Linked DNA regions of Homo sapiens: regions 2, 3, 4 and 5 are each linked to region 1. Evidence: chromatin loops called from intact Hi-C (ENCODE). Cell type or tissue: gastrocnemius medialis. All regions are shown on one strand. Each heading gives the region's core, and the rest is flanking DNA. Links, peaks and the distances in the headings are about the cores only.

The links. Peaks named below come from ENCODE experiments on the same cell type or tissue, not always from the same donor. Only the 100,000 strongest peaks of a DNase experiment are listed, where the experiment ranks them.
Region 2: a loop joins it to region 1, with 5 times the contacts of the local background. A loop is called at or near these places in 3 of 110 quality-filtered maps.
Region 3: it touches region 1 in a loop (10-fold over the local background); 79 of 110 quality-filtered maps call a loop at or near these places.
Region 4: a loop joins it to region 1, with 5 times the contacts of the local background. A loop is called at or near these places in 27 of 110 quality-filtered maps.
Region 5: a loop joins it to region 1, with 12 times the contacts of the local background. A loop is called at or near these places in 97 of 110 quality-filtered maps.

The regions. Positions count from the first base shown.
Region 1 is chr12:57,449,764-57,455,442 of GRCh38, reverse strand. INHBC (inhibin subunit beta C) reads right to left here. Exons shown (of 2, transcript NM_005538.4): 2 at 3,381-5,679. The coding sequence ends at 5,421. INHBE (inhibin subunit beta E) reads right to left here and starts at 136. Exons shown (of 2, transcript NM_031479.5): 1 at 1-136. RefSeq lists an enhancer at 163-457. In gastrocnemius medialis, for the core only: CTCF peaks have their summits at 2,132 and 2,344; DNase peaks (open chromatin) are centred at 772, 2,382 and 3,062; H3K27ac peaks cover 3,831 bases.
Region 2 is chr12:57,241,579-57,247,257 of GRCh38, reverse strand. STAC3 (SH3 and cysteine rich domain 3) reads left to right here. Exons shown (of 12, transcript NM_145064.3): 6 at 357-454; 7 at 2,047-2,113; 8 at 2,293-2,342; 9 at 2,636-2,721; 10 at 2,892-2,943; 11 at 3,033-3,170; 12 at 3,348-3,800. The coding sequence ends at 3,446. Among named protein-coding and RNA genes, the nearest start is that of STAC3, 6.8 kb to the left of the region's middle. RefSeq lists an enhancer at 4,127-5,030. In gastrocnemius medialis, for the core only: CTCF peaks have their summits at 3,378 (motif pointing right) and 4,114 (motif pointing right); DNase peaks (open chromatin) are centred at 3,440, 4,429 and 4,737; H3K4me3 peaks cover 1,553 bases; H3K27ac peaks cover 5,000 bases; H3K27me3 peaks cover 390 bases.
Region 3 is chr12:57,261,469-57,267,147 of GRCh38, reverse strand. It overlaps R3HDM2 (R3H domain containing 2), which reads left to right. Exons shown (of 24, transcript NM_001394031.1): 19 at 317-417. Among named protein-coding and RNA genes, the nearest start is that of STAC3, 13 kb to the right of the region's middle. RefSeq lists an enhancer at 3,068-3,362. In gastrocnemius medialis, for the core only: CTCF peaks have their summits at 3,017 and 3,216 (motif pointing left); no DNase peak of the experiment used is centred there; H3K27ac peaks cover 4,582 bases.
Region 4 is chr12:57,209,953-57,215,631 of GRCh38, reverse strand. LRP1 (LDL receptor related protein 1) reads right to left here. Exons shown (of 89, transcript NM_002332.3): 81 at 5,463-5,603; 82 at 5,152-5,325; 83 at 4,753-4,914; 84 at 4,282-4,456; 85 at 4,044-4,145; 86 at 3,818-3,882; 87 at 3,615-3,705; 88 at 3,371-3,515; 89 at 2,271-3,217. The coding sequence ends at 3,077. Among named protein-coding and RNA genes, the nearest start is that of NXPH4, 4.0 kb to the left of the region's middle. RefSeq lists an enhancer at 438-960 and a silencer at 2,194-2,243. In gastrocnemius medialis, for the core only: CTCF peaks have their summits at 951, 1,151 (motif pointing left) and 2,175 (motif pointing left); DNase peaks (open chromatin) are centred at 1,144 and 2,141; H3K27me3 peaks cover 863 bases.
Region 5 is chr12:57,304,956-57,310,634 of GRCh38, reverse strand. R3HDM2 (R3H domain containing 2) reads left to right here. Exons shown (of 24, transcript NM_001394031.1): 3 at 172-371. The coding sequence starts at 207. Among named protein-coding and RNA genes, the nearest start is that of STAC3, 57 kb to the right of the region's middle. RefSeq lists an enhancer at 2,575-2,869. In gastrocnemius medialis, for the core only: a CTCF peak has its summit at 2,701 (motif pointing left); a DNase peak (open chromatin) is centred at 2,687.

The DNA of each region.
Region 1 (5,679 bases), core at 171-5,170:
GCAGACACCACTGCCACACCTACCCTTGGCCAAGGGTACAGCCACCTGTCTTCTATTGTCTGGGACTCAGGAAGGCTGAAAGTAGATCATCTGATGGATAGCTGTGCTTGACCCTCACAGCTCATGTCTGGCTACTGACCTGGGGCCTCTTTAGAGCCAGCTGCCTGGGTCTTCCAAACCTAGTGGTCAGCCAGCCGACCTACCCTCTGAGTCCCAGGATTGGCCAGCTGTGCTGCCCATCAGGCCCCTGCAGGGGGTGGAGGTCCTCCTCCCCATCAGCTCAGGTTTCACCATCTGGCCATGGTGACTGGGCCTGAAGTAGGGGTATGGGGGTGGGGGGGTGCAATGTGGACACGCATGATGCAAGAAAGAGGATGATTTCACATGCTCAGTCCCCAAGGTCTGGGACTTGGGGGAGGGAACGCCTTATGAGCCAGGTGGGGAAGGGCAATTTTCCCTCATACCTCTAGTCTTTCTAGCTTCACCACTGCTGCAGCAGTTTCCATGAGGCAGCTGTGAGTTCCAGTGGGTATTCCTCTGGGGCCCTTAGGCCAGAAGGAAAATTCTGGTCTCTTTATTTCTAGCACTGGGGCTAGGACAGGGATGAGGGTTTGGGCGGGTAGGAGAATGGAGCCCTCTTGCTCAGGCCCAGGTGGCAGTGCCACGAGGCACAGAAGTCACCCCCTGACCCTGCCTGTGCTGGCCGCCCAGAGTCCAGTTGGCCTGGAGCATGATGTGGAGCATGATGTGGAGGAGGGCCAGAGCCGGCGGGGGTTGGGGCGGGGAACGTGTTCCTGTGATGTCTGGGGAAGCCCAGAGAGGTGGTGGTGGTGGTGATGCAATCTTACACAGGGCAGAGTCCATCAGGACTGTCAGGGGGCATGACACTTGGGAGGGCCTATACCCAGCTGCCACTTCTCTTTCAAGGGACTGTGAGAGTTGCCTAAATTTGGGGCATCCTAGAAGTAGTGCCAGGCCTCCTTTTTTTCTTACATTTTTAAAATTTAAATTTTATTTTATTTTACTGAGGTAAGGTCTCAATCTGTTGTTCAGGCTGGAGTGTAGTGGCACAATCATAGCTCACTGCAGCCTTGAATTCCTGGGCTCAGACAATCCTTCTGCCTCAGCCTCCTTAGTAGTTGGGACTACAGGTGCGCACCACCACACCTGGCTAATTTTTAAATTTCCCACAGAGACAGGGTCTCGCTATGTTGCCCAGGCTGGTCTTGAACTCCTGGGCTCAAGCAATCCACTTGCCTCAGCCTCCTAAAGTGCTGAGGTTACAGGCGTGAGCCACCGCACCACCCTTCAGGCCTGTTAATGGGGGTAGAAAATGGGAGCTCTAAGAGCTTTTGACAACAAAGCAAGGCAAATACAGCAGTCTTGGTTCCCAGTCTCAGCCCTCCTGACCACATTTTCTCACTGTCTTTATTTTATTTTATTTTATTTTATTTTTTGAGGCTGAGTCTCGCTCTGTCGCCCAGGCTGGAGTGCAGTGGCACAATCTCGGCTCACTGCAAGCTCCACCTCCCGGGTTCACACCATTCTTCTGCCTCAGCCTCCCGAGTCGCTGGGACTACAGGTGCCAGCCACCACGCCCGGCTAGTTTTTTGCATTTTTAGTAGAGACGGGGTTTCACTGTGTTAGCCAGGATGGTCTCCATCTCCCGACCTCATGATCTGCCCGCCTCGGCCTCCCAAAGTGCTGGGATTACAGGCATGAGCCACCGCACCTGACCTATTTTTTATTTTATTTTTTATGTTTTTGAGACAGGGTCTTACTCTGTCATCCAGGCTGGAGTGTGGTGGCCTGATCACAGCTCACTGCAGCCTTGACCTCCTGGGTTAAGTGATTCTTCCACCTCAGCTTCCAGAGTAGCTAAGTCTACAGGTGCGTGCCACCACACCAACCACACCACACCACACCACACAGGCTAATTTATTTTTTATTCTTTTGTAGAGACAGGGTCTTGCTGTGTTGCCCAGGGTGGTCTCAAGCTCCTGGGCTCAAGCGATCCTCTCACCTCAGCGTCCCAAGGCGCTAGGATTATAGACATGAGCCACCACACCCAGTCCTCACTGGCTTTAAATGGGGGGGGACCCAGACCCCTCCACATTGAATTCATGAAGGTGGGCCTCATGCTAGCTTTTCTCCTTATGCCCCAATTTCTCCAAGAAGCTTGATGGGGAGAAAGCTGTGGGGGAAGTGGGTGTGATTTGGAAATGTGTCTTTACTCCACTTTGCTCATCTCCCCTCTGTTTAGATGATGGGGGCTGTCAAGAGAGACTATTAGATCTAGGCGACAGGGTTCCTAATTGGAAGGCTGGACCTCAGTACCACCAGTGTCCACCATGTGGCAGTGCCGTGCCTCTGGACAGCAGCTGGCTTGTAGCTGGCTGGAGCTTCCCAGGGACAGGGAAGGGGCAGCTCTGGGGAATGGAGTGATGAGGAGTGCCCCTCGACCTCTCACTCTGGGGACGCTGCCTCCCCCACAAGAGACAGGGACAAGCTGGTTCCTTTGTTCTTTCCCCATCACACTGCCAGAGAAGAGAGACTGTCTTCAGGATCCACATCACTGCTACCTTTGGTTTTGGACCTCATCACACAAACACGTGGCAATGGAGCTTGGTGATGTACCAGGCTCTTCCTAGAACCTCAGGGCACTCTTTGGTGGGGGTGGAGTGGGGTGGGGGCGCACTGAGACGATTAGACCCTCCTGTCCACCCTGCATTTCTCCCCAAGCTCTGAAACACATTCAAGAGCTCTGTCCAGTGTTCTCCCCAGCTCCCAGCAACCATTCTGTTGGTTGGGCTGGGAAATGACAGCCCTCTACCCCCTCGGGTCTGGAACATTGGTCAGCAAAGTGGAGGTATCTATCCATGGTGGTGCCTCAGACGGCTTACCTGTTGGTATCAGTAGGCAGTCAGGGGAAGTGACAAGAAGTGGCTGCAGGAGTCACTGACCCCACCTCTCCCCACCCTCACTGTCAGATGCCCCCAGTTTCCAGCTCTTCCCACCCGCTTGCTGCTGTGCCTGGCCTGGCCCTACCTCCCCACTGACACTTACGTCAGAGCTCAGCTATAAATACGCTCTTAGCATCTTAGTCACTTTTCCCAAGAAGTGCTCCTGGGTTATAAATACCCCAGCCATCTGCCTCACTGCCTGCCCTACCACCAACCTGGTTGGGGGCTGGGGGATAGCGACAGGCTTGGGGGTGGGTAAGGAAGTAGAAGAAGTGGGAGTGGTTATCTTGCTCAAATGAGAAAAGCCTGAAGGGGTCCAGAGGTAGGAGCTAGGAAGCTCTAGAAGAAAATGTTTAGAAGAAGACAGACCCACTCTCTCCCCTTATTACAAAAGACAGAGCCAAAAAAGAAAGGGAATAATGCTGATCCTGTTTTTATTTAAAAGTAGGCTATTTTGTTCATCATGGATTTTTTGCATTAATTTTGACTTTAAAATAATATTGCATTAAAGTCCTATCTTGATTAATAAATTGTTCACCACCCCCTTAAAATTTAGCCCCCCCAGGTGAATGACTCACTTTGCTTTACCCCAGTCCTAGCCCTGGAGACTAAGCTGTAATTGGGAAGGAGGTTAGATCTGGGGGTCGGGGATGTGTGGGGGAGACACCAGAAGGCCTCCTTAGATTCTCCTTAGATGAAGGTCTCCTCAAGTCAAAGGTGGGATAACTTCCATGGGTTGCTCAGGAAGCCCTCAAGCTCAGATTTACAGTCCCCCAGGCAGTCCTTTTCAGACTTTCTCCTCTAGGGTTCCTATTTCAGGGACCTCTTACCCTCATAGGAGGGGGTCATAAACTGAGCAAACACAGACATCACGTTTACCAAAGAACACATGGGTTTTGCGCAAACTCGGCCTTGGGCTGCAGACATTATCGACCTCATGGTTCAGGACTGTCCAGCCAAAGGGAGGAGATGTGGGGGAGGACGGGCAAAGGTCTAAAAAGGACCCAGTCTCAGAGCAAATGCCACCCTCTCCTCATCCAGGCCTTCCTCTTCTCCCTGTCCCACTCCAGCAGCCCTTGCCCATTCCAGCTTCCAGGCAGGACTCCTGGGTGGAGCACTGGGGGTGGGTGAAAGGAAGGCAAGTCAGAGGTCCTGGCAGCCAGCTCTGAGCATGCCTCTGCCTCCCACACTTGCGTGCCCACAGCTGGTCAGTTTACTGGATGACCAAGCATAGATCTGTCTCATCTTTTGGAGGGATTACAGAGGGAACAGGTAAAGCCTAGGTTTTTATTAGCCATGAGACCTCAAAGATGGTTCTGGAAGGATGGAGGGACGGGGTGCCTAAGAAAGAAGAGGCATAAAGTGTGAGATGGATACAATAGTTCAGTTCTGAGGAGACCATGTGAAGAGACAGCAGAGTAGGCAGACTACAGCATAAGCAGGCAGGCTCTGTGTCATCTGGGGTGCCAGTTAGGGCCCTTGTAGGAGATAGAGGACTTTTCAGCTGTCTGTTTTTGCTTCATCAAGAGAACTTAGTGAAGGAATTATTTACAGAGGTATAGGCAGAGTTAAGGGAACCAGTATGAGATGTTGAGGCCCCAGGGACTAGCAAGATAGAAAGCCTTTAGGACCCCCTAGTGTTGAAGCAGTTATATCAGAATGTAGGCAGAGCTGGGGCCATGGAAGGGGGTAGCCAGGTAGTGTAGGGACACAGAATAGCCACAGTTACACAGAACCATGACACCTAGACAGAGAGGGAACAGGGATAAGAAATGCCCTGACCTCAGCAGGAAGCCAGAGGGCAGGGGAGCTCAGGTGATAGAGCTCAGGCAAGTCAGCCCTTAAGGGCATAGAGAAAGGCAGAGAAGGACAAAAAATGGATGAAGGTATGCAAAGAGAGCTTTAGTAGTTCACCTGGACAACTAAGAAGGACAGGGGCTCACAACAAAGAGGGGGGTAGGTAAGCCTCTATTTTGGGCAGCAGTGATCTAAACTTTGGTGAATCCAAAGAAGGGCCTCTCTGGAGATCCACAAAAATTGGGGGAAGGGGTTGTGTCAACTCATCTTGGAGTGGGGACCATTGAGTAGAAAGGACAGGAAGGCATAGTGGGTTATGGGGTCTATTAAAGGTGAGCTAAGGGTGTCTTTGCCTGGGAACCAGATGGCATTGCTCATGGTTGGAGATGGGTCTGAGTCCCTGGAGTGGGGCTAGCGGGATGGACTAGCGGGATGGACTATGCCCTAGGAAAGAGGGTAGTGGTCAGGAAGATGGCACAGTGACTTGCTTTAGATGAAGGTTTCTTCAAGTCAAAGGTGGGGTAATTTCCATAAGATGCTCAGGAAGAGGGAGTCCACATTCTGGACAGAGAATGAGGTCATTCCCTCCTCTCAAGGAAGTGCACTTCTGTAGGGGCGTGTTTTCCCATGCAACCTTGGGCTGCCCATACCACACATAGACTAACTGCACCCACAGGCCTCTACTACCATGTCAGGTATGTCAGTCTTGACAATGTTGCTGTCCCTGTCATAATAGAGCAGAGACAGGGGGCGCCGGGCCGTGGGTACACAGCATGAGCCCCCTCCAGTGGTGCCTGCAGCTGTGTTGGCCTTGAGAAGATTGAGCACTGCAGTGTGAAAGGAGGCAGCAATACCAGGCATGCCTGCTATGTGTAGTGGGCACTGCCCTATGCAGAAGTTCATGGCGTAGCCCTCAGGC
Region 2 (5,679 bases), core at 267-5,266, 210 kb after region 1:
AGCCAGCAGTTAAGGGCCCATTCTCCTTAGAAGGAGAATAGTGATTCTGCGCATGTCTCAGCTCCCAAGCAAGCAAAGTTGTGTTTCAAACATCATATAATGCTCTGCCTGGAAGGAGTTCTAATAAATACTTTCCTCCCTCACTTTACATCACCAGTGATGTTTTTAAAGTCCTTTATAGATTGGTGTCCTGGGTATTGCCTAGCTGACCCTTCCCTAATCTTCCCCGCGGCGCCCCCACCGCCACCCAACACACACATGGGTATCCATCTACTCAATCCCACCTCTCCCTTCCTTTCCTCCAAGCCTTTCTCTGCCTTCCCAATAATGTCTTCTTTCTCCTCCCATTCGATTAGCTGCTGCCAATCGCAATGATCCTGTGTTTGAAACCCTGCGCACTGGGGTGATCATGGCAAACAAGGAACGGAAGAAGGGACAGGCAGATAAGAAAAATGTGAGCACTGTACCTCCCCACGAGGTCCCTCCCAGAGATCCCATGGAGCAGGTCATTTTCCCATTTGGAAAGCTGACAGAAGTAATGGATTGTCTTCCCCTAAAATTGCACAAAACTCGGCCAGGCATGGTGGCTCACGCCTGTAATCCCAGCACTTTGGGAGGCCGAGGTGGGCAGATTACCTGAGGTCAGGAGTTCGAAACCTGCCTGGCCAACGTGGTGAAACCCTGTCTCTACTAAAAATACAAAAATAAAAATAAAAAATCCGGGTGTGGTGGTGCTCGCTTGTAATCCCAGCTACTTGGGAGGCTGAGGCAGGAGAATCGCTTGAACCCGGGAGGCAGAGGTTGCAGTAAGCCACTGCACTCCAGCCTGGGGGAGAAAGTGAGACCCTGTCAAGAAAAAAAAAAAAGGAAGGAAGGAAGGAAAGGAAGGAAGGAAGGGAAAAGAAAAGATAAATGTACATATCTGATCAAAAAAATCAACTGCAAAAAACAACTAGAAATCTGGCCTCAAACTTGTTGATATGGAGGTTGGACACAGATAAGGGATTTCTATGGAGTGAATTAATGACTTGTAAGGCACTAGCAATGTGATATGGCTGCTTCCAGAAGGGCTAACATACTCTTGGGTTATATTCTTTTAAGGGAATTATAAAAATTGTGCTGCTCTTTTTTTTTTTTTTTTTTTTTTTGAGATAGAGTTTCGCTCTTGTTGCCCAGGCTGGAGTGCAATGGCACGATCTCGGCTCACCGCAAACTCTGCCTCCCGGGTCCAAGCGATTATCCTGCCTCAGCCTCCCGAGTAGCTGGGATTACAGGCATGTGCCACCATGCCTGGCTAATTTTGTATTTTTAGTAGAGAGGAGATTTCTCCATGTTGGTCAGGCTGGTCTCGAACTCCCGACCTCAGGTGATCCGCCCACCTCGGCCTCCCAAAGTGCTGGGATTACAAGCATAAGCCACCGCGCCTGACCATGCTGCTCACTTTTTACTTACACACTGGAGTATTTTTAAAGGCTGACAGCATAGTCAAGGACCTGGAATCTGGTAGTGAATTCCCTGTTATTTAGCTACATTCAAGCAGAATGTGGGTGACCCACCTGATAGGATGTTTTAGGGAAAGTCCCTGCATGGCCGGGCACAGTGGGTCACGCCTGTAATCCCAGCACTTTGGGAGGCCGAGGCTGGTGGATCACGAGGTCAGGAGATTGAGATCATCCTGGCTAACACGGTGAAACCCCGTCTCTACTAAAAATACAAAAAATTAGCCGGGCGTGGTGGCAGGCGCCTGTAGTCCCAGCTACTCAGGAGGCTGTGGCAGGAGAATGGCGTGAACCTGGAGGCGGAGCTGGCACTGAGCCAAGATTGCGCCACTGCACTCCAGCCTGGGTGACGGAGGGAGACCCGTCTCAAAAAAAAAAAAAAAGTTCCTGCATTAGGCAGATGGCTGAACTAGATATTTCCTCCAAGGCCTCTTCCAACTCTGAGATCTCTGAGATCCCATTATTCTATAGTTCTCTGACCTGATTATAGACAGCCAGGGCATGTGTTCCCAAGACAGCGTCTCCCTAACTCTGGTGCCCCCTCCAGCCTGTAGCAGCCATGATGGAGGAGGAGCCAGAGTCGGCCAGACCAGAGGAAGGCAAACCCCAGGATGGTGAGTGTTACCCACCTCCATCCAGAGATGGAGTAGGATCAGAGGCTCAGCTGTGGAACAGAGGGTGGAGGAGCAAAGGGCAGGCCAGCTTTGGATAGACGAGGCCCTTCCACAAAAGGGTAAGAGAATAAGAATTGCCCTCCAGGAGACAGACAATTTGTTGGTGTTTCCTATCCCAGGAAACCCTGAAGGGGATAAGAAGGCTGAGAAGAAGACACCTGATGACAAGGTAAGAATCCTTCCTCCCTGCAAGGAACCCAGTTCTCTCCCCAACCCAGCTCTGACACCACTACTCATGGCCCTGGCAGAAGCTCACTCTTTAACTCCTAGGCTTCCCATCACTTCTGACCCACACTCTCCATCAACTTGCACACCCACCCACGACCAAAACACTTCTCTCAGTTCAGGGACCTAGAAGAGAGTTGGAGTGTAGAGTGTGTGGTGAATGTCCCTGCCTTGGAATCCTGCCCCTCAGTGTGGGGTAGAGGAGCCCTAAGACTCATCATTCCCTTGCACCCCCAGCACAAGCAGCCTGGCTTCCAGCAGTCTCATTACTTTGTGGCTCTCTATCGGTTCAAAGCCCTGGAGAAGGACGATCTGGATTTCCCGTGAGAGGCCTTGGGGCAGGGGGCTGGTACTGCGGAGTGAAGAGGAAAGAGCTGGGTTCCCCCAAGGGAAAGGAAAAGGGGGGACTCAGGGCTTGGAGCCTATTGATGCTGGACCCGGGGCACAGCAGGGGACCTGCTATGTGAGTGAGGCCCCTCCCTTCCCCTCCCAGGCCAGGAGAGAAGATCACAGTCATTGATGACTCCAATGAAGAATGGTGGCGGGTGAGAGAAATGGCTAGGGCTAGGGTGGAGTGTGGGTTGAGTCCAGAACCCGACATTGAGAGATGGACTCTCCCTACTATCTTCCCTAGGGGAAAATCGGGGAGAAGGTCGGATTTTTCCCTCCAAACTTCATCATTCGGGTCCGGGCTGGAGAACGTGTGCACCGCGTGACGAGATCCTTCGTGGGGAACCGCGAGATAGGGCAGATCACTCTCAAGAAGGACCAGGTAGGCTGTTGCCCCAACCCAATCCCAGGCCTGAATGCTCCCTAGCCCACCACACTCCTTGGAGAGCTTAACCATTAATAAGACTAGGGTGAGCCCCTGTAAACCCCGGCTCCCCTGCTGTCCTCTCCTACCTTTTCCTTTGATTCCTCTCCTACTTCTGATCCTTTAATCTTCTAGATCGTGGTGCAGAAAGGAGACGAAGCGGGCGGCTACGTCAAGGTCTACACCGGCCGCAAGGTGGGGCTGTTTCCCACCGACTTTCTAGAGGAAATTTAGGCGTGCGGGCGCCTGCAAGCGGGAGACACCCACACCCCATTCTGGGCGGGCCCAGTGGAGTTTGGGGAGGGGGGCGAAAGCAACGGGACTGCTGGGAGAGGAGGGGTAGGAAGGCCCGCCTGAGCGCGACGGGGCTTCCGGGAAGGGACTGGTTCTCGCCCCCTTCCCCAGCCTGGGGCCTCGGATACCTGCTGCCCAGAGCAGCCCGGACCCGAAACCTTTCAGGCCCCGCTTGCAAGAGCTGGAAAAAAACGCGTATCTACTAGGAGGAGCCAGGGACTGGGGCGGGGGGCGGGGGCGAGGGAGGGCGAACTGTCGAATGTTGCGAATTTATTAAACTTTTGACAAAACTTAGAAAAGTTGTTATTTAACTGGGGTTGAGGAGAGGGCCTGCGGAGGGGTGGAGAATCCTCCCTAGCTGTCCCGCCTCGTTACCATCGGGTAACCTGAGACCCATCTGGGCTGAGGTTGGCGGGAGGTGGGAAGTGCGCCCGCCAGGTGAGGCCTCTGTAGTCAGTAAAGAAAGGGGAGCGCAGGGCTGGAGTCGCCGCCCCCGCGCCCCAGCGGTTGGGAGCAGGATCTTGTAGTAGGGTAAGTCCCCCCTTGCTCTTGGCGATTTAGCCGCAGGCAGCCCCTTGCATTTCGGAATCTGGCTTGGCGCCGAGCTAGGCCGCCAGGGGGCGATGCAAGATCTCGGTTGGAGAGCGAGGGATGGGGAGGGGGTGGAGGGTGGGTAAGGGGAGACAACCAGAGACACCAAGCCCGAGACCCTGGGCCTGGGAGGGGGTGGGGTGCGTGCCGTCTCCATGGCAACACTTCCTCAAGTCCTCCGAGAACCGAGCTAGCTAGGCCGGGGGCCTAACCCCACCCGCGCGGCCCCTGCCCTAACCCTTTCCGACAGGTACCGAGTGAGAACGGAGGGCAGACAGCTAACCGGCTCTCGCGGAGACACCCCTGCGGAGCACCGTATGCAAATGTTATTATTTGCATATGCAAATATGCAAATACGCCGGCCCTGGTCAGGGCGGCAGGTGGCGAGGAGCAGGAAGGTGTGGGGAAGGGAGCAGAAGGAGACGAGGAGTTTGGGGACCTGAGAGCGGACCCAGTGAGAGGCAGGCTGGGGTGGTCGCTGGAGTGGGGCAGGCGTGTGTGGGGGGGGTCTTGAGCTCGATGCCGGGTGGGGGAGGGTCGGCTTGGCCAGCCAGGAGCTCCTCTTCTCGTCTGCCCGTTGTCTGCCAGGACCGAGGTTGGCACCGCCTAGCAAGGTTGGCAGCGGGAGCCCGGGCACCATCTGCTGCTGGCGGGGGGAGGGCAGAGGCTCAGCTGGGCTGGGGAAGAGGAGGCCTGGGACGGGCGCGCCCCCCTTCCAGAAGGCTGAGGTGTGATGGGGGTAGGGAAGCACACAAGAAGACTCTGCAGAACCGGGTTCAGTTTTCTGTTCCCTTTGCCCTTGACGGTCCCGGATGCCTGAGGGGGTGGGGGCGGAGTCATTAAAGAAGACCCCCCCCTTTAATCGCGATTGAGCTGGAATAGGAACAGATCACAGGCAAACACACACACCAACCACACGCAAATCAAGCATTCTGTCCTTATCCTTCCTTGAAATCCACCTACCAGGAATGTATGAGGGGAGGGACCGCGAGGGCTCGGGTCGTCTCTATTCATCAAGGTCTGAGGGACTCAAAATCAGAGCCCCCCGAGATCCTCGAGAGACCCCCGCCAATGCTAAGGCAAAACCAATTTACTGGCTCATTGGGCGGCAATGCTGGTGTGCGGATGCCGAGAAGCAGGGAGAGCGGCTGTTCTCCCCCAACACTCGGGGGGCGCCCCCCTCCCTAGCCTCACTGAGCCGGCAGCTGTCCCTAATTAGAGCGGCGGTTTAATTGGATTTATCAGCAGTTAATAGGAAATTAAGCAAAGGGCCCGAGAGAAGGGGGGCGGGAAAAGCGGGGAAACAGGCTGTGCTGAACTAGAAGGAGGGGTGCTAGGGTACCAGGGGTGGGGACATGTGACCCAGTGTCCCGATCGAGCCCCACGGTCACACCCTCCCGTCATTACTCACCAAGACTCTTAAGCCCTGGCCCGCGGGCCGGAGAGCAGGTCCCCAGAGAGGGCGGCAGGCGTGACAGCGACCCTATGTGAGCTCCCAGCGCCCTCCATCCCCCTAAACGGCGCCTGGGTGATGGATGATACTGCCGCATGCTGCAAAGGTCATAAGTCTGGGCCAAGGAGC
Region 3 (5,679 bases), core at 352-5,351, 190 kb after region 1:
TCTTGGAATCTGTGTGTGTGCATATGTGCATGTATGTGTGTCTGGTGTTTCCAGTGTTGGGAAGAGCATGTGTCACTAACATTCCATCTGTAGCACTGATTAGCAGCTTCCTAATTGAAAGATGATCAAGTACAAATACATATAATTAACTTTGAACTGATGAGTGATTTTAGAAATTGCATGGCAAATTGGTCTGGGAATGGCTTGAAGTTGCCTCTCCTTCCCATAGGGGAGGACCAGGAAGCAGCAGCTGTTTGCCAGGAGCTGTGTTCATCCCTCTACTGCTTCACCACTCCTCTCTTCTCTGTCTTCCCAGCCCTTCTGTAGGGTTTCTGCAACCCCCTGGCTCTGAGCAGTACCAGATGCCTCAGTCTCCCTCTCCCTGCAGTCCACCACAGATGCCACAGCAGTACTCAGGTAAGAGGATAAGGAACTGTGGGTCTTGGGCACTGACAAGAGCAAACATTGCTGAAGGGCCTGTGCTCTAGAGCTGGGAAGGGCAAAAAGAGTTCAGGTATTGGGTCTGTCCCCACTGTGACTCCATCACAAAGAAAAAACAGTCTTAGCTGGTGTTTTCCAAGGGTACTGAAGCTGACCTCTCAAGATGACACTGGGGCCAGGCACACTGGCTCACACCTGTAATCCCAACACTTTGGGAGGCCAAGGCAGGAGGATCACTTGAGCTGAGGAGTTTGAGACCAGCCTGGGCAACATAGCAAGACTTTGACTCTACTAAAAAAACTTTTTTAAAAGGCCAGGCATGGTGGCTCATGCCTGTAATCCCAGCACTTTGGGAGGCCAAGGCGGGTGGATCGCTTGAGCCCAGGAGTTTGAGACCAGCCTGGCCAACATGGTAAAACCCCATCTCTACTAAAAATACAAAAATTAGCCAGGCATGGTGGTGCACACTTGTCATCCGGCTACTTAGGAGGCTGAGGCACGAGAATCACTTGAACCTGGGAGGCAGAGGTTGCAGCTCATGCCACTGCACTCCAGCCTGGGCAACAGAGCAAGACTCCGTCTCAAAAAAAAAAAAAAAAAGAAAAATTATGGCCAGGTGCGGAGGCTCACGCCTGTAATCCCAACACTTTGGGAGGCCAAGACGGGCAGATCACCTGAGGTCAGGAGTTCAAGACCAGCCTGGCAAACATGGTGAAACCCCACTTCTATTAAAAATACAAAAATTAGCTGGGCATGGTGGCGTGCATCTGTAATCCCAGCTACTTGGGAGGCTGAGGCACAAGAAATGCTTGAACCCGGGAGACGGAGCTTGCAGTGAGCCGAGATCGCGCCACTGCACTCCAGCCTGGGCGACAAAGCGAGACTCCATCTCAAAAAAAAAAAAAAACAAGCCAAGAGTGGTGACGCACCCAGTAGTAACAGCTGCTCAGGAGTCTGAGGGGAACAATCGCTTGAGCCTGGGAGGCTGAGGCTGTAAGGAGCTGGCATCGTGCCATTGCACTCCAGCCTGGATGGACCCAGATAGGGAGTGGGACCCTGTCTCTAGGGGGAAAAAAAAAGAAATGACATTGGTTGCCTCAGCCCTGAAAAGCTATGTCTCTGCATTCTTAGTTTTCTTTGTTTTTCTTTTTTCTTTTTCTTTTCTTTTCTTTTCTTTTTTTCTTTTTTTTGTTTTCTGAATCTAGCACTATACTCACATGCCTTTGGGTCATGAAATGAAGACACAGAAGACCTGTGTCTTCTGTACTTATCCTTCATATAGACAGCATTTCTTTTCTCTTGGGAGGGTGAGGGAAGTTGATAAAACGCTTTTTAACTTAGAGCTTAGATTTGTTTAGCAGCTTTTGTTGTGTGCTCACATACATTGTAACATTTTAATTCTCACCATAACTTTGTGAGGAGGAAATTTAAAACTCAAAGAAATTAAATGACTTGCCTAAAGTCACAATCCTCTAACTTGAATTTGGGTCTTTTGACTTTCCGCATCCCATACTGAGTCTTCAACACATTTTCAACACTTTTTTTTACTCAATTTCTTTCTCTCCAGTGGAAAATAAATGGACATCATGTTACACAGCTAAGGGCCCTCTTTGGAGAGGCCAGCCATTCCAAGTTAATAAGTTTATGCCATGCAGCCTTTCACTGCCTTTGCCAAGAATTCCCCTAACACGCAAGTACAGCTGCCCTTGTTTGTATCCCTTTCACCCTACCCTCAAATAGCAATACACTGCAGTTAAAGAAACTTTAGGGGACTGTGTGCAGTGGTACACACCTGTAATCCCAGCACTTTGGGAGGCCAAGGCAGGAGAATTTCTTGAAGCCAGGAGTTCGAGACAAGCATGGGCAACAAAGCAAGACCCTATCTCTACAAAAAATTTAAAAATTAGTTGGGCATGGTGGCATGTGCTTTTAGTTCGTCCCAGCTACTTGAGAGGCTGAGGCAGGAGGATCACTTGAGCCCAGGTGTTTGAGGCTGCAGTGATCTATGATGGTGCCACTGCATCATGGTGATGTCACCCTGTCATCATGGAGAGCAAGACCCTGTCTCAAAAAAAAAAAAAAAAAATCTGGAAGGAAGTCTTTTGTTTTTTCTTTTCTTTTCTTTTCTTTTTTTTGAGACAGAGTCTTGCTCTGTCACCCAGGATGGAGTGCAGTGGTGCAATCTCGGCTCACTGCAACCTCCACCTCCCAGGTTCAAGCAGTTCTCCTCCCTCAGCCTCCTGAGTAGCTGGGACTACAGGCGCCTGCCACCATGCCTGGCTAATTTTTGTATTTTTTTTTTTTTTTTTTTTTAGTAGAGGCAGGGTTTCATCATGTTGGCCAGGCTGTTCTTGAACTCCTGACCTCAGGTGATCCGCCCGCCTCGGCCTCCCAAAGTGCTAGGATTACAGGTGTTGAGCCAGCTTCCCAGCCCAGCTGGGAAGGAAGTCTTTTTTTTTTTTTTTGAGACAGAGTCTCTCTCTGTCGCCCAGGCTGGAGTGCAGTGGCGTGATCTCGGCTCACTGCAGCCTCTGCCTCCCAGGTTCAAGCAATTCTCCTGCCTCAGCCTCCCAAGTAGCTGGGATTACAGGCACATGCCGCCACAGCTGGCTAATTTTTAAATTTTTAGTAGAGACGGCGTTCACCATGTTGGCCAGGATGGGCCTGATCTCCTGACCTCATGATCTGCCCACCTCGGCAGGAAGTCTTAATTTAGCCTCCAACCATCTCCTTTCCACTCTATCGTGGGAATGTCAGAGTGCCCTCTTCTGGTGAGAGGGAGATATTTTGTCAATTTTCCCTATTTAGAAATGGAATATTTTCACTTGAAGATTTTTTGTACGTCACTATGTTGGATGCTGTGGAGTAGATTCCAGAATTAATCTTACTCATTAGACATGATCAGTTCTTACCTTTAAGGAGCAATGACTTCCAGGCCAGGCATGGTGTCTCATGCCTGTAATCCCATCACTTTGGAAGGCCAAGGAGGGTGGATCACTTGAGGCCAGGAGTTCGAGACCAGCCAGCCTGGCCAACATGGCAAAACCCCATCTCTACTAAAAATACAAAAATTAGCTGGGCATGGGGGTGCACATCTGTAATCCCAGCTACTTGGAAGGCTGAGGCATGAGAATTGCTTGAACCCAGGAGGCAGAGGTTGCAGTGAGCCGAGATTGCGCCACTGCACTCCAGCCTGGGCAACATAGCGAGACTGTCTCAAAACAAAAAAAAAGGAGCAATGACTTCCGCCTTCATACAGGCTGAGGTTTTTAATTCAAAAGTCCTTAACTTTTATTATGTTATTGGTCTCTCTGGCTGTTTCTCCTAGTGTCTGCCAGGGGCACTTGGCCTTAAAATTTCCAGTGGGGTATAGATATTGCAGAAACCAGCTCCAAGAAGCACTGTAGCCTATGGTGGTGCTGGGTACTGCGGGGCATTTTTTCTCCTGCATGTACATGTAGGTATACTTGTATGTGCATTTTTGTGTGTATCCTTTGTGGCATGTCCTTATATCTATTGGGTCACTGTGGTTACATCTATTCATCTTCAAATGCAAGATCTTTGAACCATAAACAAATCAAGTGAAAAGAATTTTTCATTACCTACTCTGTCATACTAGGTTAATTTAAGTAAACTAAAACAACAGTTCTGGAAGTTGGCAACACTAGAAATCTGGACCAGGGTTAGAAGAAAGAGATAATTAATGTAGGCTTCCCACGTCAAAAGAAATGGAGAATCCCTCTTTATCGTCTGTTTTCCTTGCTTCTTTGGAATTTTCTCAGTTTTATCTCCTTTGTTCTTAGTTACCCTGGTTGATCCTAGGCTTCTGACTGACCCCTTGTACTTTTCCTAGATAGTGGTATCTTGTGTTCTACCCATATCATGTAAAATACTGTATTCACCATATCGATCTTATAGGTCTTTAATCCCTGTTTGTGGAAATCTAAGAGGAGGTGGAAAAAGGGAAACAAGTGCTTCTTGTGCCTCGTTTACCCTATACTGAAAAGATAGACAGCAGGCATAACCCACAAGGGCCCCTCTGTCACCTTCAGAGGACAGTTGCCTGCCCTTCTCTCATGTAGCAACATGGTCACTTTTCCAAAAATAAAGGCAGGGATTAGGATTAGCTGTTCCTGGAACAACTGTTCTGGTTTATTAATACATTTTTGTAGTTGCCCTGTTTACCCCCAGGCCTGAACTTTAATTCCTTCACTATAGTATGAGACATAACTCTAACCCCAGGAAAGACTTCTCCCATTAAAATGATGGTTGCAGGTCCCTTGAGGTTTCTACAGGGGTGCTTGTCTGGGGAAGATGCACACAGACATGAAATGGCAGTGATACCTATACAGAGACTCCCAACTCACAGTGACACAGCAGCATGGACAGAGTGAAATGCATACAGAAATAGCCTCTCACATATTTACTGGCTCATTGTTTAGCTGAGGGGTTTCCAAAGCTGAGACTGCTCTTTCGTCTTCCATTTAGTGAAGATATCCTACTCCCCCACCAAAAAAAGGAAAAATACCAAGATATTATTGGATTCTATCTTTTAATTTGGGAAAGATGCCTGTGGATTTTATTTCTCCAAACAATTCCTTTCCATAGATGTGATTTCTGGTGGTAAGAAGCCTATCAGTCTTCTACCTCAGTGATTTAAAAAAACAAAAAAACAAAAATGAAAAACAATTCTGCCAGACATAAATGTCATCTGTTTGTATTTATGCGGTTTGCTGTGCCCAATCGACCTTTCTGCCCAGGTTTAATGATGCCACTTAAAAAGCCATTCACACGTCCCCTCTCCTTTCAGAGCTTTCAAGCTGAAATTGATTTCCTTATTCAACCCCCCCTCCCACTTCCCACTGGCTGCCAACCCATGCTCCTTCCCCCAACCTGATTATATGGAAGTGCTGTCACTGGGCAGAGGGTTTTTTTTTTTTTTTTTTTTTGCCACGTCTATTAAGAAGTAGTGACAGTTCAGCTGCTAACAGATGCCACCTGCTTTGGGCTCGAGGAAGAGAAGCATAAAAATCAGCTCATCAGTGGAGTAGTGCTCTGTGTTCTCAGCTAAGTGAAGGAACAATGCTTCAGGCCAGCAGGGGAGGACTCAGTGTGGGGAGGAGCTCAGGACAGAGGCTGCAACTAAAAACCCTGGCTTTGTTTTTGTTGGGAGCAGAGATAATAATATGAGGACTTTGTTTTCTTTCCCTCTCCCTGTGACCTCCCTAATAGCTCCTT
Region 4 (5,679 bases), core at 185-5,184, 240 kb after region 1:
AGACAGTTGCTCAGTGCGCTCACCCTCTCTTTGTCTTGGCAGAGAGCAAACACCCACAGAGGTGGACACACACACTGAGACATACACAGGTGTATGCTGTCACTGGCAGCCCAGAAGACAAGTGGGGGCACATACAAAGAAATGGACAGATAGATATGGGACGTGACAGCCACACACACGAGTCAGGAAAAGGACCGGTGCTGAGAGGACGAGGCAGATTCAGAGACACCCAGGGAGACAGGCAGAAGCCAGGAGGCAGGAACCTGGGTGCCGGGGTGGGGGTGGAGAGGAGAGAGGCAGGAAGGGGCAGAAATGTTCAGGCTCAAGGCCAAAAGGCCTTGAGCCAGAACCCTGAGCCCACGTTCCAGGCACGGGGGCTGCTTCAGTAGTAGGTGGGAACAGTGGGCACACCTAGGCGTAGGCTGTCCAGGACAGAAGCCCATTACCAGGGTCCTGGTCTTCTGGGGGCCGAACCCACTGCATCTCTCCTCCTTTAGCTACAGTCTCAGGCCACCTGTTCTCTCTCCAGTTACACACACACATGTGTGCGCGCTCGCACAAACACAAGTGCAAACACACACATGCACACTACTCGCCCTGTCTCTGGGTCTTTGCCTCTGTCCCCCTGTCTCTCCGCCTCTGGGTTTCTGCCTCTCATTCGGTATCAGCTTCTGTCCCTGGTTCTCAGCCTCTGTCCCTGGTTCTTCCCATCTCTCAGGCCAAGGTGAGGGCTTCCCACCTGCCTCCCGGGTGGGTAGTTTGAGAAACTGCCTCCTGGTGGACCTTCTCCTAGCAGGTCCTGACAGGCGGAGTGGGGGATGCTGACTGGAGGGGTATGCCTTCCAAGCTGCAGCGGGGGTCCCTTGTCGCTCTGCCCAGGATCTTGAGGTGACAGGCAGAGATCAGTGGCTCCCGGGGGGCACCAGATGCACCGATGGCAGAGGGGCAGGGTTGGGGCTGGTGGTGGTGGGAGCAGGCAGGCGCTGGGGCAGGGAGGGGAGCTGGCTGGCAGAGGGTGGAGGGGTGTGGCAAAATAGCCGGAGAGAAGGAAGCGAGAGACTGGGCTGGGGTCCCCCGCAGGTGCATAATGAGTGCTGAGGCGGGGGCTGTGTGGGGCTTCAGGATAGGCGGTGCTCCAGGCGTACAGACACCACCTGGTGGCCAGATTGGGACACAGACCTCCTACTCGGCAACCACGGATTCTGTTTCCCCGCAGTTGCCCATCCAGGGCCCTTTTGAAGGCAGGGGAGGATCTCAGAGTTGGCTTGGAGGATGAGGTTGGAGAGAGCTTCTGAAGGCTAAGAAGGGAAGGGGAGGGCTCCTCTTTCCACAGGTGCCTAGACTTGTAGCTTCCCCAAGGCAGAAGGAAGCCTGGGAGGAATCTCCTGGAGTTGAACCAGTGAGGGAGGAGGAATGAAAGGCAGCACTTCCTGGTTGGGAGTTGGGTAAGGGATCTTCAGACATTTGCAGCCACCCTTCCTGAGCTCATATTTGCTGTACTGGGACTCAAACCCTCTCTAGTCCTGGGCAGTGTAAACTGTGCAACTTTCTGCAAGAAGTTTCCCCCTCTAGGCAGGGGTTGAAATGGACCTGGACACTTTTGATTGACAGTTTTTTCCTGTTACCCCCTGGAATGACTGAAATGATTGGTGAGCTGGAGCTGCTGGGGGCCTAGAGGGCCTGGCAAACTGGTCTTCCCAGCTCTCCTTTACCGCAGGAGACACCTGGCTCTGGAATGCAGCATTTTACTTCGCATTTGATTCATTAGTCTCCACAAAGTGAGACGTCAGTGCTTCAAGAGCAGACTCAGGCAGAGAGAACCGCATGGGAGGACCCTGAAGGATGAGAAAACCTTTGCAGCCTCAGTGTATTCACTTCTTATAGTGGGGCTTCTCACTGTGGGTGATCATTTTGGGTAGGGGGGTGGTGTCTGGTAGAAGTGAATGCAGAGAAACAGATCTGAGTTAGTGTCCTAGACCCAGAGGGAACACAAAATCTGGAGACTCGAAGTCATGGCTGAAGGTCACACAGCCAGGAGAAGCAGATCTTCCATGTCAAGTCCAGTGCCACCCGCTTCCCGGGCACAGTAAGATGGAGAGGGGGAGGGCCCTGGGAGAAGGGCACTAAAAACCACGCGCCAGCCTGCCTCCAGCACGGGGCAGGTCTCCCTCTGGTGGCCGAAGCAGGAAAGCGCAGCCCCAGCTCCCAGCGTCTCTCACACACAGGCAGACACCAGCGGCTTTTTTTCTTTCTTTTTTTTTTTTTTGGCCTTTTTTTTTTTTTTTTTTTTTACAATTTTATTTATAACAATATCTGTGTTATTTAGTTGTAAAGGAATTCAGCAAAAATTATTAAAACGTTCACGTCCCCAAAACGGGGCTGCCCGCTTTCCCTTCCTGGGTGTGGCCCACCTCCTTGGCGTCCCCAGGGGAGGGGAGGCTGGAGGAATGTTTACCAGAGGAAGTCTCCAGCCCTGGGAACCTCGGTGGGGGCCCTGGAGACAGGGAGGGCCTGTCTGGGAGGGGGGTTGAGCATGGCCATCTCATAGGTGCCCCTGGAGTTGGGGCTGGGGTTTGGGGTGGCCTCCCCCAAGAACTAAAACACTCCATCCTTTCCCGCCTACCTCACCCAGAGCCACGTCTTCCAGACAGGGGCAGCAAAGAACTCTCCCTTCCCAGAATTAGCCCTCAGGAAGCTGTGGGAGCGGGCAAGCAGGGATGGGGCGAGAGGGGAGAGCCTTGGCAAAGTGTCTTATACAGGGAGGGGAAGGCTGCACCACCAGCTCTCCCAGTGGGGTGCGTTCTGGTGGGAGGGTAGGAGGTGCAGCCCCAAGCCCTCCCTGCCTGTCTCCCTGAAGGCAGCATGGGGGTGCCAAGGAGCAGGCAGGGAGGGGATGGAGAAATAATACTGTGCTCGCTTGCCGGCTTGCTCGCTCACATATAAAATGTAATTCCTTCATTTTTACATTTATACATCCGGCGGGGCCAGGGAAGGGCTGGCTGGGGAGGGGCTCACTGAAGGACTTCACTGGCAGGGGGCAGGAGGCTTTCTGGGGGCAGTCCGACGGGGCAGGGCCCTATGCCAAGGGGTCCCCTATCTCGTCCTCAGGGCCCCGGCCCAGGAGTTCTCGCTTCTCGTCCGTGCTGGCCAGGGAGTGGCGACTGCCATGGCCCCCCATGTAGAGTGTGGCATACACGGGGTTGGTGAAGTTGGTGGGCTGCAGGGTGACAGAGGGTTCAGGTAGGGCTCAGGAGCTGGGCCTGTAGCCCAGGTTACCCCACCCCCACCTCCGTCCCTCACCTAACCCAACACCTTTGGTTAGGCCACCCACGGCCTCTTGGCACTCGACCCTGCCCGCCTCCCAGCCCACCTTGTCAGGGTCCAGGGCAAAGTCAGCGTCCAGTAGGCCTCCCACATCATCAGGCTCTCCGCCTTCGTACATCTTGTAGGTGGGGTTTCCAATCTCCACGTTCATGGCCCCGTTGGTCATCCGTTGGTGCTGGAAGCCCTTAGCCCTGGGGAAAGGCAGGAGTATAAGGAGACAGAGATTATTGGGGGGGAAGGCTAGGATGGCAAAATAATGACCAGAATGTTCCAGAATCCCTGTGACTCACCCTTGGACTCGCCGCTTATACCAGAATACCACTCCGGCCACCAGAACCAGCAGCAGCAGCAACAGCAGAGGGATTAGGATGGAGGCTATATCTGGAGGGAAGAGGTGGGACACTGAGTCACCAAGGCTCAGGGAAGCAGGAGGCACACGGTCCCCCTGCTCTAGGTCCCGGTGGCCCTGCCTGCCCCAACCCCTGCCACCTACGTCCTGGCTGCTGCTGGCTGAAGACGTGCTCCTCACACCGGGGCCCTGTCATGTGGGGTGGGCACCTGCAGAAAGGAGGGACACGGCTGAGTAGGTATAACCTCCATAGCCACTGCTGCCAGGAAAACAGGGCGGGGGGTGGGCACTGAGGCCTGACGGTCCTCCTGCTCAAATCTGGGGAAGGGAGCGATGATCTATGCCTGGGTGAAGCCCGGGCCCAACTCACTGGCACTCAGGCATCATTTTGCTGTTCATGGTACAGGAGCCGCCATTGCTGCAGTGGCCGACGCAGGTCAGACAGCTGGGGGCCACCCGGCCATCCGTGCAGCTGCAGGAAGGAATCAGAGGCTGGGGCTGGGGCTGGCAGAGGCGTGCCTGGGATGCTGAGGAAGGGAGGGGCAGGGCAGGGCTAGGACAGGGCAGGGGCCCAGCTGGGTGGAACTGTGGAGGAGGGCCCCACTCACTTGCAGGTGACATCCCCACTCTGCTTGTTGACCACACAGGCCCCTTCGAGACAGCGGCTGCACTTGTTCACCTCACACCTCGATCCCTCAAAGTAGGCAGTGCAGCGGCATTGTCGGGAGCCATCAGCAGCCATCTGGCATGTGCCAAAGTTCTCACAGTAGCCAGAGCACTGCCCTGTGGTTGGGGAGGGAGAGAAGTGCCTCAAGCCCCACCCTCATGAGGGCTCTCCATAGGTTGAACAGAGCTTTTCTGTTTGCATAATCTTGGTGCAGGGGGTGCACTGCCTCAGGGGAAGTGTGCCAGCACCTTTGTGGGGAAGCGCCAGCAGCTTGGGCCTGGCTCAGCTGCATAAGGCCTTCTTTCCTGAACTTGCCCCTGTGGGTCCCAGGCACAGGTTGAACATCACCCCATGCTCTGGGGTCCCCCGTCACCCTCCCGCATGCCCTGGGGCCCAGGGATGGCTCACTCACGGTACTGGCAGCGGTCGCCCAGGAAGCCGGGTAGGCATCGGCACTGGGGCTGGTTGCCCTGGTTGACAGTGCAGGTGCTGTTGTTGGCACAGTAGCCCGCACACACCTGCTGGGTGCATTTGGGGCCCGTGAAGCCCGTGGGGCACCGGCACGTGGGCATGCCTGGTGGGAGAGGATGTGTGAGCGCGACTGTGGCCCTCGAGACCACCTGGCCCTATAGCAGAGGAATGGGCTGGGGGGACCTGGGCGAGAAGCAGAGACTGGAGTGACTGGATGCTGGGTTGTGGAAAGGAGGCTGGAGGCGAGGCAGGGGCTGGGCATTTGCCTGAGGTGGGGTGGTGGGTGGCGGGGCTGGGGCCCAGGGGCAAGGAGCAGGCGTGGCGGGATGAGGGGGCATACCAGAGGGGGAGGCAGCACAGGTGCCCCCATTGCGACAGTGCTCCCAGCACTGGTCCAGTTCACACTTGTCACCCGTGTAGCGGGGTTGGCAGCGGCACTTGGGCTGCCTCCGTGCATTGAGGAAACAGCTGCCACCGTTGAAGCACTGCAGGTTACAGGTTCCAGGCCGGGGAGCTGCAGGAAGGGCCCGTCAAGGGGCAGAGCCAGGGGAATAGGAGGAGAGGGACAGGCAACAAGGTCAGGGGAAGTCAGGAGCCACAGGAAGGAGATGGTCCTGAGGCATGGCTGGGACTGGGAGGGCATAAGCATACCATCTGGGGGGGGCGTTGGAGAGGGCACAGGCACGCATGTGCCGTTGTCCAGCCGCTTCCCATTGGGACAGGTGCAGACAGGCCCACTGGGGCTCAGCAGGCAGAGCCACTCGCATTTCTTGCGGTCACATGGGTTGGTCACTGCAGGTATGGGTGGGGTGGGGAGGATGCTGAGCAGGACCCTTCTCTGAGCCCTGTGAGCCCAGGGTGACCCCCT
Region 5 (5,679 bases), core at 187-5,186, 140 kb after region 1:
AAAGTTTTTTTTTTTTAAAGAAATGAACCCAGGGACAGCATTTATTAAATAACTCTTTTCTGGGTTAAAGGAAGGCTGCTGGAAAAAATGTACCCGTGTGAAATACGAGTCTTGTGTATTTGTTAAGTATGGATACATACCTCCTGCTTAATGCATTTGATGTTTCTTTAGGAGTCCATAGAGGCCACTGTATTCTATTGAAGAACATGTCTAACAGTAACACTACTCAAGAGACCCTGGAAATAATGAAAGAATCAGAAAAAAAACTGGTGGAAGAATCTGTAAACAAAAACAAGTTTATATCTAAGACTCCAAGTAAGGAAGAAATTGAGAAAGAATGTGAAGATACCAGTTTGCGTCAGGAGACACAGGTAACGATTGGAAATGCATTGTATGCACACTTTTTTTTTTTCCTTTAGAGACAGGGTTACCCAGCTCTGTCTGTTACCCAACCTGGAGTGCAGTGGCACAATTAGGGCCCACTGCACCCTCAAACTCCTGCATCAAGAGATCCTCCCACGTCAGCCTCCCAAGTAGCTGGGACTACAGGCATGTGCAACCACATCCAGCTAATATAAAAAAATTTTTTTGTAGAGACAGGGTCTATGTTGCCCAGGCTGGTCTCAAACTCCTGGCCTCAAATGATTCTCCTGTCTTTGCCTCTCAAAATGCTGGGATTATAGGTGTGAGCCACTGTGCCCGGCCAACATTCTTTATACCTGAATAAAAGTGGAGATGTGTAAGAATCAGTCACTTTTAGAAACACTTGATTCTCTTTAAAAACTCCAGCTTCAACTCTCAAAAGAAATCTTCCCTTTTTGTCATATAGTCCACAATGAAGTCTAAAAAGGACAGAGTAAAATCCCTAATCTATTTGGGCCTGAGTTCACTGGTTCTTGCTGCATTTTGACTTTTTTTATTACCAAAAAATAAACTGTACACAAACGCATATTTAATAAGTCATAAAATGACTCATATAATAAACTCTTAAAACTTGAGCTTCCTGGCTTTACACACAGTGTTAAATTCATATCCTGGTTGTGTTAAAGCAGTCAGCATTTTTCTGGGTCAGAAATAGCCTCTGAACTTGCCACTTGGTAAATGTGAGTAAAAGGAATTTCACTCTTTGTTTGCCATGTTTTTCATCCAAATTCGTACTGTAGTACAGAAATGATGGTAGTAGATAGTTAGCCAAACTTCCTTGTGGGGTTCTTCTTTGGTTTCTGCCTGGCCAGCCCAAACTCTGAGCCTCCTCTCATCTACCTGTTAGAGCCCTTATTCTGTGGTCACTGCTGGTTTCTTCTGTTACCCAAGCCCAACAAATCCTTTCCTTCATGCCCAGGGGTGAAAACTGGTTTTATTATAAGTCAAGAGACAGACAATTAACACTAGCAAGAAGTTAGATTAAAACACCGGAACAACAACATTTTAGAGGGTCTGGAAACTTGAAGCATAATTTTTCTAGACAATTCAATTCACATAAGGTTTGTCTTCTTTAAAGATTAAAACAGCAATAATATAAAGGAATGAATTAAAATTAGACAGCTCTCTGAGATATTTTGTTCTCTAGCTGCCTGCTTTTCTACTGTTTTTCGTCTTACAATTCACCAGTCTCTGCCCTGGCTGTTTTTCTTTCCATTATTACATGTTAGTTGTCATTCCCTGCCCATTCTTCCAGAGCTTGTGGAGACAATCTGCCACTGTTCCAGCTGTACTTCCAGCCTCCACTGATACAAATAATGAATTTTAAATATTCAGGACAGATAAGTGATGAATGTTTCATTATGTGCTGTCATGTTACATGAAAGATAATAATTAAATGACCTTTTGGGTCTAAGTTATTCTATTCTTAGGAGATAATTATAAATGGTGTTCTGAATTCCTGTTTTGTGTACTTCTTGAAGCTAGGCAGAAAAGAAGGGACATCTATAGTTTTTTTTTATTTTTTGAGGCTGAGTTTCACTCTTGTTGCACAAGCTGGAGTGCGATGGCACAATCTTGGCCCACTGCAACCTCCGCCTCCCGGGTTCAAGCGATTCTCCTGCCTCAGCCTCCCGAGTAGTTGGGATTACAGGCGCCCGCCACGACACCCGGCTAATTTTTTGTATTTTTAGTAGAGGCGGGGTTTCACCATGTTGGCCAGGCTGGTCTTGAACTCCTGACCTCAGGTGATCTGCCCGCCTTGGCCTCCCTAAGTGTTGGGATTGCAGGCAGCACCTGGCCCCATCTATAGGTTTTATATGCTTTATGGACACTTGCTTAGTTTAAAAATGTCTTCAGGCCGGGCGCAGTGGCTCATGCCTATAATCCCAGCACTTTGGGAGGCCAAGGTGAGCAGATCACTTGAGGTCGGGAGTTCAAGATCGGCCTGGCCAACATGGTGAAACCCTGGCTCCACTAAAAATACAAAAAATTAGCTGGGCATGGTGGCATGTGCCTGTAGTCCCAGCTACTTGGGAGGCTGAGGCAGGAGAATTGCTTGAACCCAGGAGGCAGAGGTTGCAGTGAGCCAAGATCACCCCACTGCACTCCAGCCTGGGTGACAGAGCGAGACTCCAAGACTCCAACTCAAAAAAAAAAAAAAAAATTCACCTGGAAATACAAATACAATGTCTCGGGGTTTGGAAGGGGACCTGCCTCCTCTCTGACTTGACTCCTTTTGCTGCTGGTAGAGCAGGTGGAGCTGCTGCTGCCATCTACTGGAGCTCTTGTTCCTTTTGCAAAGTATTCAGTCTTGTCAGCCTCCCTGGATCCTATGGAGCAGTACCTTAAGAAGCACTCTACTCTCTATGCATTTCCCAACATACCATTTACCCCTTCATCAGCACTAAAAATTCTGCTTCTGAGCTGGGCATGTGGCGTGTCCCTGTAATCCCAGCTACTTGGGAGGCTAAAGCAGGAGAATGCTTGAACCCGGGAGGCAGAGGTTGCAGTGAGTCAAGATTGTACCACTGCACTCCAGCCTGGGTGACAGAGTGAGACCCTGTCTCAAAAAAAAAAAAAAAAAAGAGCATGGCTGGGTGCAGTGGCTCATGCCTATAATCCCAGCACTTTGGGAGGCCCAGGCGGGTGGATCACTTGAGGTCAGGAGTTCGAGACCAGCCTGGCCAACATGGCGAAACCCCATCTCTACTAAAAATACAAAAATTAGCTGGGCCTGGTGGCGCATGCTTGTAATCCCAGCTACTCGGGAAGCTGAGGCAGGAGAATCACTTGAACCCCTGGGAGGCAGAGGTTGCAGTGGCCCAAAATCGCACCACTGCACTCCAGCCTGGGTGACAGAGTGAGACCCCGTCTCAAAAAACAAAACAAAACAACAACAAAAAAACCCAGCATTTCTGCTTCTCCAGCCTTCCCTGGTTTTATACCCTAGAAGTCTCCCCAAGAATCTAAGTGGTCCTTTCAAAAAAGTCCCTGTTATGAATTGGAGCTGAAAAGTTTGGGGAAAAGGGACGTTCATTACATATAATGTGTGAGATATGTCCTTGGGATCAGCAAGTGAAACTCAGAACATCTTTTGCATGGAAACAATGCTAGAAAATGCAGGTTCTGAGATTCTGTTTAGAATGGGCAAGTCCTCAACACATACTGAATTTAGGTGTGTCCTTTTTTTTTGTTTTGAAATGGAGTCTCGCTCTGTCACCCAGGCTGGAGCGCAGTGGCGCAATCTTGGCTCACTGCAACCTCTGCCTGCCAGGTTCAAGTGATTCTCCTGCCTCAGCCTCCCAAGTAGCTGGGACTACAGATGCGTGCCACCATGCCTGGCTAATTTTTGTATTTTTAGTAGAGGCAGGGTTTCACCATGTTGGCCAGGCTAGTCTCAATATCCTGACCTCAGGTGATCCATCTGCCTCAGCCTCCCAAAGTGCTGGGATTACAGGCGTGAGCCGCCCCGCCCAGCCAAGAATGTCCTTTAGCCAACTTGGAGGCCAGGCGCGGTGGCTCACGCCTGTAATCTCAGCACTTTGGGAGGCCAAGGTGAGTGGTCATGAGATCAAGAGATTGAGCCCATCCTGGCCAACATGGTGAAATCCCATCTCTACTAAAAATACAAAAAAATTAGCTGGGTGTGGTGACGCATGCCTGTAGTCCCAGCTACCCAGGAGGCTGAGGCAGGAGAATCGCTTGAACCCAGGAGGCGGAGGTTGCAGTGAGCCGAGATCACACCACTGCACTCCAGCCTGGCAACAGAGCGAGACTCCATCTCAAAAAAAAAAAAATAGCCAACTTGGTAAGACCTCTTAGTTGGGCTTTCTGCCTTTAAACTTGTAATCCTTTTTGATAAATGTACCATATTGTTTTAGAAAGGTGGTTGTGAAATAAAGAACTGCCTGTGTTAACTCTCTTCAAACATTCTGTGTGTCTTACTGCTTTAAGCCAAGTCCAATATTTCTCAGCATGTTATATTGTGACCTAGTCTCTTGCCTGTCAGCCATCACCTCTGACATCCAATGCATCAGCATTATCTGATTCCTTGGTCCCTGTTATAAATAGGAGCTGAAAATTTGGGGAAAGCATGCTTTTGTACATGCTTTCTCTGCCTGGAATGCCCACCTTAATATTCTTATCCTGACCTCCTCCAACTCCTACCCCTACCAACATCTGTCTAAAGCCTATTTATCCTTCAAAACTCAATCCAGATGATGTCTTTCTCTAGGAAGCCTTTGAAAACCTTATTCACCTATTTGCAGGTCTATATAGTATAATTCTTTGATCAATGTCTGTCATCCTTACAGAACTATAAGTACTACGAGGTCCAGGATTAGGTCAATTTTGGCTCACCATTTTATCTCTAAGGCCAACACAGTGCCTTGCACATAGCAGGCACTCAATATCTGTAAATGTATGAATCTATGGGTTGCTAGGTCTGAGTCAGACGCTTCTGCTGTGTGCTCCTGTAGCACTCCATGAGTACCTCTCTAGTACACTTAATGTACTGTATTGTAATTGTCTGTCTGTCTTCTCCAACAGGATTATGAGTTCCTTTTTGACAAGGTTTGTGCCTTTTATCTCCATATCCTCCAGTAGCTAGCATGATAACATGGTGTATATTAGGCTTTTAATATATGTTTGGCTGTTAAAACTATCCATTCTGGGAAATAAGCAGATTCATTCATATATTGTTGGTAAGAGTCTAAATTGGTACAACCACTTTGAGGGGCAATTTAGGAATACTTTATAAAAAACTTTTAAATGGACTACAGATATACTATATTTATATATATTCAATGATATGGTCATTATTTATACTAACAAAAGGTCAGAAACATCCTAAATGGTGAAACATTAGAGACTCGTAAAATAAGTTATGGTATAGCTACACAGTGGAATACTATGTAGCCATTAAAAATGGGGTAGATCTTCTATAGAATGATACTCATGAAAAAAAGTTTAAAAACAAGGTTCACAGTAGTATGTATAATATGTTTATTTTTATTTTTATTTTTTTTGAAACGGAGCCTTGCTCTGTTGCTCAGGCTGGAGTGCAGTGGCGCAATCTCAGCTCACTGCAACCTCCACCTCCCAAGTTCAAGCAATTCTCCTGCCTCAGCCTCCCTAGTAGCTGGGATTACAGGTGCCCACCACCACGCCTGGCTAATTTTGGTATTTTTTAGTAGAGACAGGGTTTTGCCATGTTGGCCAGGCTGGCCTTGAACTCCTGACTTCAGGTGATTGCCC